Regions from separate parts of the Homo sapiens genome. Here region 2 is linked to region 1. Evidence: chromatin contacts called from ENCODE Hi-C or POLR2A ChIA-PET data. All regions are on one chromosome and are shown on one strand. Each heading gives the region's core, a stretch centred on a gene start or an enhancer-like site at or near the end of the contact. The rest is flanking DNA. Distances are from core to core; before and after follow the strand shown. Region 1 has its middle 75 kb from the start of EPHB3. Region 2 holds the start of LINC02069 (long intergenic non-protein coding RNA 2069).

Region 1 (5,684 bases), core at 1,034-3,533:
GCTTCTCCTCTGTCCACTGCCTCTATGTTGTGGTTCCTAGAGCTCCAATTCTTGTCTTGCCCTGCTCCTGCACCCCTGATATTCTCATCTAAACCCATGGCTTCTTGCTCTAGTAATTCTGATATCTGTGGCTCATGTCCAAGCTCCACATCCTGGTGAACTTGGATGTTCACCTGTGTATCCCTAGGCACCACCAAAGCAGCATGTCCCCAACTAGTCCTCTTAGCTCTTGCCTCAAACCTCCACCTCCGCAGTCTCTGGATGTTGAGTTAGAGCATCACCTTCCACCCAGCCGGCCAGCCAGAGACCTGGGAGTTGCCTCAGCTCCGTCCTGACCCCTCCCAACACCCCACACAACATCCTATGTATTCTGTCTCAGACATGGTTCCCAAATGCACCCTCTCTCTTCCGCCACACTGCTATGTTTCTTTCCTGCTGCATCATCTTTTGCAATAACCTCTAGTTGCTCCTTGCTTCTGACTATCTCTCACTTTTGTATTTAAGCCAAATTTCCTTCGATGGCCCACAGAGGCCTTCACATTCCAACACATCCAACCTCTCTCTGCTCACCTTCCCTGCCTCTCTCCCTGCCAGCCCCTAATCCAGCTGCCTCCTGGACAAGCTAGAACTGCTCTTAACCCCATGATCATCCATCTGCTGAACCCTCTGGATGGGATAACCTCTCTCCCGCTTCCTTGACTGGGAAACTATTCTTCCTCCAAGATCCACCTTCCCAGACACCCCAGCCCCTCAGGCAGAATTAACTGTGCTCTTCATTCTGTTTCTCTGTACTCAGTTTATCCAATCTACAGCTGTTGGATATTCACTGGTTCCAGTCTGGGGCCTTCATGAATAATGCCTGCCACGAACATTCTTGTACACGATTCACCTCTGGAGTACACATGTCTGAATTGACTGCTTAGATGCTGACCGGCTGCTTCTGAAGAGATATTTGAGAACTCCTGGTCCAGATCTTCACCAGCCCTTCGTTTTATCAGACTTTTACATTTTTGCTAATCTGGAGGGTATGTAGTAGAATCTTCTTGGGATTTTAATTTGCATTTCTTTGATTCCTGATAAGGTCACACACCTCATATATTTATAGCCATTTGGATTTTTCCATATTTATGCATTTGATCCAGTTTTTCCATTGAGTTGCCAATCTTCATACTCATTTGTGGGAGTTCTTTACACATTCTGGAGCTGAGCCCTTTGTCAGTTGCATGTGTTGCAAAACCTTTTCCTGCTCTGTGGCTTCCCTTTTACTCTCTTCATGTTGTCTTCTGAAGAACACAGCTTCTTCATTTTAATGCACCCACATTTGTCAATCTTTTTCTTTATGGTTAGTGTTATTTTTGTGTGTTGTTTAAGAAATCTTTCCCTACCCTGAGGTCACGGAGATTTTTTTTACATTGTCTTATAAAGGCTTTCTTGTTTTGCTTTTCAGATTTAGGTCCTTGCTCCACCTGCAACCCCACGGCACTTGGTACTTATTTCTGTAGCACTGCTAACTCCATCTGTTTATATGTCTGCCTCCTCCACTAAACAAAGACCTCCTTTAGGGCAAACTACAAATCTGTGTTTTAAATCTTTGTATTCAGAGGTCCTAACACAGTGCCCGGCACACAGTAGGCACTTTATCAATGCCCTTGAGTGCCTGGATTGCAGAACCGAGGTACAGCTGCTTCCAAACAGGAAGGCCCTCTCTTCTCAGGAGTCCCACTTTTGCTGACTCTTGCCCTCCCATCAAAAAGCACATGTGTATACTGAGTTCATGTGTGCTGAATGTATGGCACAAGTGTGTACTGAGTGCCTACTGTGTGTGGGTGCTGGGCACAGTTTTAGTGATGCAGAGCCAAAGATGGCGAAGTCTCAGCCTGTACAGTACTCATCACCTGGCACCTGCTTTCCTGACGCAGTTCAGAAACCCCCACACTGATCTGGAAAGCAGAGAGTCCTGGGTGCAAATCCCAGCTCTGCCTCCTGTCATCTGCACCACTCTGGGCAAGTCAATTCAGTATACTGGGTTTCAGCTTTCTACTTTGTCAAAAGGGAAAACAACAGATAACTTTGTGGGTTGTGGTGAGGACAGAGTGGAAGAATAAACATGAAATGCCAAGCGGGTGCTGGAGGCATGGTAAATGTCTAAAGATTGTTGAGTTGAGTAAATGATGGAATGGATGAGTCAGTGAATGAACTGGTTGGGAGGGGGGATGGGCAAGGAGAGCTAGAATTGGGAGGGGCAGTAGGCAGGAGGCAGGGGCTGCTGGGTTCTCCTGCAGGCCTTCCTTGTCATAGTAACTGCTGTCAGCAAATGTTTCCCAGACAGGAATCCCCTTCAGGGCTCCCTTCCCCAACCCACTGCATTTGTTGACTCAAAACCTCCCCACTGCCAATTTAGCCTGCAGTAAGGAAGCGGGGTGGGGAGGGGGAGAGAGGTGTAGGAGGGAGTAAAGCTGTGCAGAAAGGGGTCTTTGTCTGAGCACTGTGTGGCATTTCAGATTTCGGTGGAGGGGTTTTTGTTGCTTTTTTTTTTTTAACCTCCTAAAGAGTTGAGTGGGCTGCACTTGCAATAAGAGGTATCAGAATGAGACAGCAGGGAGGACTTCCAGTGGGCTCTCTGTATTGGACGGTGGAACAATGGAATGGACTGCCAAGGGCCTGGGGAGTCTCTCTGAGGCTTAGACACAGATGCAGGTGCGCTGTTCCCATGGAGGAACTCTGAGGGTCTCAGCCCTGTGCTCCCTCCACAGCTCCTCTCCTTGCTGAGGTGAGAGGTTCCATGTCCAGGAAGCTGTTTTTTTTTGTGTTTTTTTGTTTGTTTGTTTTTTGTTTTAAGGAACAGGGTCTCACTATGTTATCCAAGCTAGTCGTGAATTCCCGGGCTCAAGCGATCAGCCTCCTGAGCAGCTGGGACTACAGGCATGTGCCACGACACCCAGCTCCCAAGAAGCTGTTCTGAACCCAGTAGCCACTGGGCCATCCTGCTGCAAAGCTTAACTGGGGCCTCTTGCCACGTGCTGTTCTCTGGTTCCAGCTCCCTCTCCTGGGGCTCCTGTTGGGGCAGCCCTGGATCCTGGAGGGTTCACAGCTGGACCCAGGCTTTCCCCTGACCCCGCAGAGCCCTTCCACGCAGCCCTACTTCAGGCCTGCCCCATCAGCCTGCCCACCACCCCTGACTCACGTCAAGGAGAGGAGCCGACAGGCCCAGCCTCCCGCCACCCAACCCCAGGCCCTGAGCGTCAGGCCTGTGCCTTCTCCTCCCCGACACCCTCCCTCCACCTTTAGGTGGCTTCGTGCCTCCTCCACGCATGTGCGTGCCTGTGTTTATGGGCTTCTCTCGGGCTGCCCTGTGCCCTCATGTCTGTCTGTGTCTGTGTTTCTGTCCCTGCCTCTCTCTCCCCACGCTGCCTCACTCCTTTCTGTCCTCTCTGTCTGCCTTCCTTTTTGTCTTCTGGTCTGTGTGTCTCTCTCGGACCCTGTCTTTCTTTCCATCAGTCTGTTTCTTTGTGCGTGTCTCTAAGTCACTCTGTCTCTCAGTCTGTCTCTGAATCTGTCTGTCTCTCTTTCAGCGTATGTGTCTCTGTGCCCCCCTCTCCTCTTCTCTGTCTCTGTCCCTGTTGCCGTGTCTCTCTCTGTCCCTCTCACTCAGCGTCCCTGCCATGTCTCTCATGCTCTGGCTCTCCCTCTGAGCCTCTTTCTTCTGGGCACTCAGCAGGCCAGTGTCAGAGTCAGATCCTGGCCAGCCGCCAGACCACTTGCCCCGGTGGCCCGCACCTCTGGCATCACCTCTGGGAGCAGGTTTCCTCACAGCTGCCAGGCGAGAGCAGGCCTTGTGGCCCCCAGTCCTGCCCTGAGAGTGGAGTCCCAGGGGCCTACAACCTGCCTTCACTCAGCGCCTGCTAAGGGCTCCTTTCTTCCCGTCCCCTCCTCCTCCCTCTTCCCGACTTAAATTCAATGCCCTGCAGCCCCAGTCCCCAAAGTCGCTGAGTCCTGGCTGTGAGCCCAGTACCACTCAGAGCTCCACAGGGGCATGGCTGCAGGAACTCCACCCTGACACCCTCAGGAGCTCCCAGGCCAGCTGGGGTGGCCCCACACCCGCACGTAGAAAACAATGTGGACAGCACAGGGCAAAAGAGTCAGGGCCCAGTGTGGCCACAGACTGAAAATCCCAAAGGAAGGGAGACACGAGTCAACATCAGGGAGGTTAGATTCAAGCTGGACAGGACTGTGTCAAATGGAGATGGCCAGAGAGGACATACGCATGACAGGACCCTGCCTGGCACAGGCGTCGAGGATGGACTCATTAAGGGACCCTGAGCTGAAGGGTAGTGGTTTCAGGGCTGGAATTAAAGTTTGTACACACCCTTGAGAGTAAAAAGATTAAAAACGATTCTCATGGAGGTATGTGTGGGGAGGCAGAAGTTTTCAGAAGTGAAGATGATATCTAAATTGGATTCCAAATCCACTCAAGGTGAAGGAGAGGGAAAAGCTATTTCAGGCTAAAGAGCCAGCAGAGAGGAAGGGAAGGGCTCAGAGAGAGTGGTGGGAGGGACATGGGACAGAACGGGGGCCCTGGTGCGGCACCCCAGGGCTCTAGACTCTATCTGCAGCTGCCAGGGGAGCGTTTTGAGAAGGAGAGTGACACTATACGCTTTTATTTATTTTGGCTTTTTAATAAGTTACTGGCAGCTGTCTGGAGAAGGGATGGGCAGGAAGGGAGACTGAGGGTGGGAAGAGCAGCTAGCAGCTCCTGCAATAGTCCTGGCAAGAGCCGAAGAGGGGCCTGCTGGGGCTGGGTTCATGGGAGTGGGGACAAGAGGACACCTTCAGAGCACCTTCTGAGGCAGACCAGAAAGGGTGGGGCAAGGAAGAAGTGGGGGTTGTCTGAAGCTTCCGACTTCGGGACACCAGGGAGAAGGAGAGGTTTGGAGAAAAAGACCAAGCACCTTGGGGTTGAGATGTCCACGGGACTTCCTGGGGTGGAACTCCCTCCTTTCCACTCAGGGCAGCTGGACATAAGATATGGAGGCCTACAAGTGGCCCGGGTGGCAGAGAGAGGTCTAGGAGTTGGTGGTTCCTGAGGCCAAACAGAGGCTGAGCTTGGGGCCGGGCGAGGTGGCTCACACCTGTAATCCCAGCACTTTGGGAGGCCGAGGCGGGCGGATCACCTGAGGTCAGGAGTTTGAGACCAGTCTGGCCAACATGGTGAAAACCCGTCTCTACTAAAAATACAAAAATTAGCCAGGGGTGGTGGCGGGAGCCTGTAATCCCAGCTACTCAGGAGGCTGAGACCAGAGAATTGCTTGAACCCAGGAGGCGGAGCTTGCAGTGAGCCGAGATGGCGCCGCTGCACTCCAGCCTGGGCGACAGAGCAAGACTCTGTCTCAAAAAAAAAAAGAAGCTGAGCTTGGGTCTGATCTATTATGGCTGGTTCCAGCTCCAAAGCAAGAAAGGGGTACACAGTCACTCCAGAAAGCCCTGAGTCCACTTCCCCAGTGTCTTCTCACCCACAGCCCCACCTTCCCACACCCTACACACACACACACACACACACATATGCACACACGTGTGCACACAGAGAACCGGATCAGCAATGGCACCCAGTGTTTCAGGCCAACCAACAAGCATTTTCAAATGCAAATTCCCTCCTTCCACCCCCACTCGTTCCTCACACAACTGCT
Region 2 (5,684 bases), core at 1,271-3,770, 140 kb before region 1:
CCCAGCAGCTTCATCAGGACATCACCCCTGCCCTTCGTCAGAGTGGTTTCAGTGGTGTTGTGGGGAAAGAGGCCAGGTGAGGAGGTCAGAGGAGACGGTGAGGGGAGAGGAGGCAGTGGGCAGAGCCAGAGGCAGGAGTAAGTGCCATAGAAGAGATGGGAGGACATGCATGTGCCCGCCTCACAAGGCCACAGCAGAGAGCCTGGGGCAGAGCAAGCCTTCAGCAGAGAGGAGAGGAGTTTTTTTCCTCCTCCCTTCTGCCCCTTCTAGAATAGTCAAAGGCCACCTTGGGTGAGGAAATGGCTAGAGAAAGGCACCCTTCTTCCAGTCATTCAGTAAACATTTATTGAACAGCTACTAGGTGCCAGTCTCAACACCAGGTGCTGAGGATACAGTAGACAGCAAGAGACACGGCCCCGCCTTCCTGTGTGGGAAGGTCTTCCACCCCATCCCACTTCTGAGTGGCTAACAATGGCCACAGGACACTCACAGCACAATTCCCACTGGGGCGCAGCCCAGGCAGGGGTGGGAAAGCATGTGGGGCTCATCTATGTCCTCTGGAGTTTCCCCTGGTCCCCAGTTCTTGGCCCGGTTTCTCAGAAGACTGCATTCCTACTAAGGATTTAGGGGATGTAATTTAAGCAGCAGCCCTTTGATGGTGGGGGTGGGAATATTGCATTTTCAGAGGCAACTCTTAAAGAACAGAAAGCTTTCCTGCCAGGATGGCTCTGGAATGACAGCAGAATGTCAAGCAGCTTAAGAAAATTGAGGGGAATTTTTTTTTTTTTCTGGAAGGGCATAAGTGGTCAGACATGATGGCTCATGCCTGTAATCCCAGCACTTTGGGAGGCCAAGACGGGAGAATTTCTTGAGGCCAGGAGTTTGAGACCAGCCTGGTCAACATAGCAAGACCCTGTCTCTACAAAAAAAAAAAAAAAAAAAAAAAAAAAAAGAATAGAAAAAATAATAATACTAATCAGACTTGGTAGTACACACCTGTAGTCCTAGCCCCTTGGGAGCTGAGGCAGGAGGATCACTTTGAGCCCAGGAGTTTGAGGCTGCAGTGAGCCGTGATCAGAAAGCCGGGGACGTACAGTGTCCTTTTGGCTCCCAAATCATTCAGATCCTGTTTTTCTATTTTGCTTCCTCCTTTTTTTTTTTTTTTTTTTTTTTTGAGATGGACTCTCGCTCTGTCGCCCAGGCTGGAGTGCAGTGGCGCCATCTTGCCTCACAGCAACCTCCGCCTCCTGGGTTCAAGCCATTCTCCTGCCTCAGCCTCCCGAGTAGCTGGGCCTACAGGCGCCCGCCACCATGCCCAGCTAATTTTTGTATTTTTAGTAGAGACAGTGTTTCACCGTATTGGCCAGGGTGGTCTCGAACTCCTGACCTCGAGTGATCTGCCCATCTCCGCCTCCCCAAGTGCTGGGATTACAGGCCTGAGCCACTGCGCCTGGCCTTCATTTCCTCTTAGCTGAGGTCCTTCCGGTCTGCAGATCTTCCTCCTGGCGGCCTCCACTCTTTTCCCTTTCCTGTTCCGTGTCTACCTTTCGTGGGGGAGAGAGTGGAGCACCGCACGGAAGAGGTGCCATGAGGACAGGGGCCGCGTCTGCTTCCCCAGCTCCTGGATCCCCGCCTGGCACACAGTGGGCCTTCAAGATGGATTCGTTGCCTGAAGGAAGTCAAGAAGCCAGGCTAGCGTTCCATTTTTCCTCTCCCTTCAAGGCCTGTGCAGGGAGGGCCTGGCTGCTGCCATGAAGGGGAAGAGAGCCCGGGACAGTGACTCGCCAAAGGGCCCCGGCCAAGGCCCAGCGCAGCAGGAAGGCCGGCCGCATCCTGTCGGAGCCGCACCTCTGGCTTTCGGCCGTGACACTGGGACCCAGGGAAGCCCTGGGATCTCCCCAGGGACCCTCCGACATGAGCCCTGTTCCATATGCCTGAAGAGCGGGGCCAGGAGGGAAGGAAGTGCCCAGACACAGGGAGACAGAGCATTAAAATTCCAGCGGCAGTTCCACGGGCAGGAGCTCGCGGTTCCTAACTGACCGTAAACCCTTTCTCCTGACAGCTCTTGGAATCCATCACTCCAGCCTCTCCCCGAGCAGCTGACACATCGCAGCAACGCTTCTCCAGAAGTCAGGGTCTGCTGACTCCGGCAGGGACGGGAAGGCAAGCGAGCGCGAGCAGCTGAAATGGCCCCTGTCTCCCCTGACTTCGGGGCCGAGGGCAGGCGGGCCGGGGAGGCCCATGGAAAGGGCTGTCAAGTGTAGCGCGATTCCCAGCCACAGCCCGAGAAGGTGGTTTGCTAACTGTCTGCCTCTGGGTGGAATTCTATTAACCTAGTGGGGGAAACTCGTTTTCTCCCCACTGAAAGCTCTGAGTGGTGTGTCACATATGTCTTTTATTAATAAAAAAAAAAAAAAAGAGAGAGAGAAAATAGAGTCATTATGACTGCATAATTACAGTTCATTTGGTAGGCCAGATCTTTCAAACCCGGGTGCTGGGGGTGCGGTGGAGGGGGGGGTGATAATAAAAGGGACCTTGATATGAACCGCTTGGGAACCACCTGTGTAGGAGGCAGTTCGGGAGCAACTCTCAAAAGGTGCAGTGGCTTGCAAGATTCAGAGCTGGCGTGGGCAGGGACACCCCTCTCAGAGCTAACACAGTGCACCGCAGCCCTGGCGCCAGCTCGGGGAATCAGGTGACCTTAAGCAAGGCCCTACCCTCCCAGAGTTTCTTTCTTTCTTTCCTTCCTTCCTTTCTTTCTTCCTTTCTCTCTCTTTCTTTCTTTCTTTTTCTTTTCTTTTCCTTCCTTCCTTCCTTTCTCTCTCTCTCCCCCTCCCTCCTTCCTTCTTTTCTCTTCTCTTCTCTTCTTTCTTTCTTTCCCTTCCTTCCTTCCTTTCTTTTCTTTCTTTCTTCTTAAAGTTAAGGTGTATAGACTTAACTGCCCTATAGTTATGTTTCTTTTCTCTTTCTTTCTTTCTTTTTTTTTTTTTTTTGAGACAAAGTCTCACTCTGTCACCCAGGCTGGAGTGCAATGGCACCATCTCGGCTCACTGCAACCTCTGCCTCCTGGGTTCAAGCAATTCTCCTGCCTCAGCCTCCCAAGTAGCTGAGATTACAGGTGTGCACCACCACACCCAGCTAATTTTTGTATTTTTAGTAGAGACGGGGTTTCACCATGTTGGCCAGGCTGGTCTTGAACTTCTGACTTCAAGTGGTCTGCCCGCCTCAGCCCCACAAAGTGCTGGGATTACAGGCGTGAGCCACCGCGCCCGGCTAGGAAGGCTACTTTTTAAGATGCTAACCTATCTCAGCTCTAGGACTTGGAATAGAGCTTTAAAGGAGCGATCTTGTGCTCCTGGGAGTCAGCAGAGTGGTAGCAAATATCAGAGGGAAAGTCCCCTCTTTGTTTCCACACAGAAGTGGCGTTCTGGAGGCCAAGTTCAGGCCACATTGTCAGCCACCCCTCCCAGCTACAGTTTCTCCTTCCAGTATTCTTTTGAGTCAAAACTTTGGAACATTTCTGTGTTTCTTTTCATGAAGAAGATATTTTACTTATAATACCTGTAAGAAAATAGAGCCAAGATTAAACATAGAGAACCTCCCTCTTCAAACATGAGGGAGAATCCCTAGAAAATGGGCTAGGACTCATGGATGGGACCTTCATGACTTATTCTGCGGATGACAGATCCTATTACTGGTCCGTCTGCCAGCACCACCAGGGGCAGCCACGCCAGCCGGAGAGTCACACAAGATGGGGTCTGTTTCCTGGCTCAGCAAGGGAGAAATGTACATCCCTCACCTCTGGGCCTCTAATGAATTCTGATTCAAGCTGAACAGGCCTAGGAATCGATAGTTTTAATCATTTCAAAAACTGGACCCACTCTGGGTAAAATTACAATGCGTAAGAAGCTCAATGGAGCTTAAAGGCCACAACCTCATCATCATTTCATTAGACTCACATTTCAGCAAGATAGAAAGAAACGTTCTCACACACCGCCCCCTCCCACAGCTCCCCTGTCCTCCCCAGCCCTGTGTAGTCATGCTGGAGGACAGCGATGGTTTACAGCAGCCGTCAGCCACCACAGCCACCGGCCCCCTCCCAGCGTGCGCTCCGCCCCGGAGGAAGCTCAGCGCAGTCGCTGGAGACCTCCGTGCAAATCAGTGCCTATGCCTCCCAAGACAAGTTTGCAGTCCTGGGAAGTTTAGGAAAAACAACCCTGCTGTCAGTGTGGCTTCTCACAGCTGGAGGGGTCAAGTTATCAACACAGTATAAACCCAGGCCAGCAGAACCTTGTCCCACCCGGGGCCCCAGACGCCCTCTGGGAAGCAAAGAGTTTGAAAATGTCTTAAGCTTTTCCAGTTTGTTTATTTTCCGATGTTTAATGATATTGTCCATGCAAGGAACAGAACCCCAGCTCCTGCTAACAATTAAAGAGGTTTTCTAATTTAGGAGAGAATGTGATTTTTTCAAAAAGGGAGAAAACTTGCACAGGAAGTAAAGCAAATACTCCACATTGAGAACATGCATGCAGAAAAGCCTAGCGTCAAGAAGACCCTGACTGCCTGGTGAACATATGGAATGAAAACTGTTCAGGGCGGCTGACCCAACGAGGAGGCAACATCGGAGGAGGCTGGCAAACGTCTGCTGGACCTTACTGCACCGCTGCCACCACCAGACTGTTTCATGACTGTGGCTTGTATCTGTGACCCCAGACCTCACCATCCATAGGTCCAGATGGGCTCCCATCGGTGAAATGACCAGAATTCACTGTGCTTGTTTCTGTCTGCTGTAGGCTTACTCTGACTTGGAGGACCTCTTGGGAGTGCCCCGCGTGTGTTCGTGAACAGGACTGTCAGCGAGAGTCCCTCTCCCCACGCGGCTCTGCGCTGATGTCGTGCTGCCACAGTCACTCCAGGGTCACCTCGTTTGCTGGCCTGCCCTGTGGGAACGCTGCCACCCATACCCAGGGCGTTGCCTTTTGAAGACCCCAAAACTGCAGTGCCTGAGGCTCCAGAACAGGGCTGTTGGCCTCATGCCCTCAGCACACAGGAGCCTCCCTGTGTCCTGGGGTGTCCTCTCCACTCTGTCATATGCTGTCAACTGGACACCCTAGAGGACTGACCTCCCTGAGTCTCGCAGGGTAGTGAGGTGGGATGGGGGGTGAGGTATGTTTCTCTCTACTTCCCTTTCCTTCCATCCACTGCCAGTAGACATTTGTGCCCCACACTTTTCCAAACCCAGCAGACTAGGAAACGGTTGAGGCTAAAATTAGGATCCCTACTCCGTGTCCTCAGACCAGTGGTTCCCCACCTTGGCTGCGTATTAGAATCACCTAGGGAACTTTAAAAAAACTCTATTTCCTAGGCCATACCTCGAACCATGAAATCAGAATCTTTGGGCATCAGTAATTTTTAAGTCTCCCTGGGCAATTTCAACGTGCAGCCAAGGTTGAGAACCACTGCCTTAGAGGAAGGAAAGGAAGGAGGCAAGGAAGGGAGGAAGTAGGGGTGGTGGGAGGGAGGACAAGGCCAAAACTGGAAGCCCTTTCCCTGTGATGGAAGAAAACTGACGTGAGCCAGACCTGGTGCCACACCCCGGGACACACACCGAGAAAACCCAGTGAATCTTCTGCCAAGCCTGCCGGTGACTCGGGGTGCTGTTGTCAGTATCTTTTTTCAGCTGA

Evidence for each region. A loop is a pair of places that touch in the nucleus more often than their neighbours do. ChIA-PET counts read pairs that join two places held with the same protein, here RNA polymerase II (POLR2A). Pooled maps may share reads with other maps.
Region 2: a pooled map shows a loop between it and region 1 (2.1-fold over the local background). The contact joins the promoter of LINC02069 here to the enhancer-like site in region 1. A Hi-C loop is called at or near these places in 1 of 168 maps with a recorded cell type or tissue (naive thymus-derived CD4-positive, alpha-beta T cell), 1 of 37 single-sample maps with no recorded cell type and 7 of 50 pooled maps. POLR2A ChIA-PET finds 5 or more read pairs at or near these places in 3 of 52 experiments (BJ, Panc1 and activated T-cell).

The regions. Positions count from the first base shown.
Region 1 is chr3:184,633,500-184,639,183 of GRCh38, reverse strand. No RefSeq gene overlaps it. Among named protein-coding and RNA genes, the nearest start is that of EPHB3, 75 kb to the right of the region's middle. Within about 2 kb of position 2,283, at least 4 of the 41 ENCODE cell types and tissues checked have a DNase peak (open chromatin) inside an H3K27ac peak, as active enhancers do.
Region 2 is chr3:184,769,991-184,775,674 of GRCh38, reverse strand. LINC02069 (long intergenic non-protein coding RNA 2069) reads left to right here and starts at 2,520. Exons shown (of 3, transcript NR_110043.1): 1 at 2,520-2,695. It overlaps LOC105374253 (a long non-coding RNA gene), which reads right to left and starts at 2,415. Exons shown (of 4, transcript XR_924790.3): 1 at 2,041-2,415.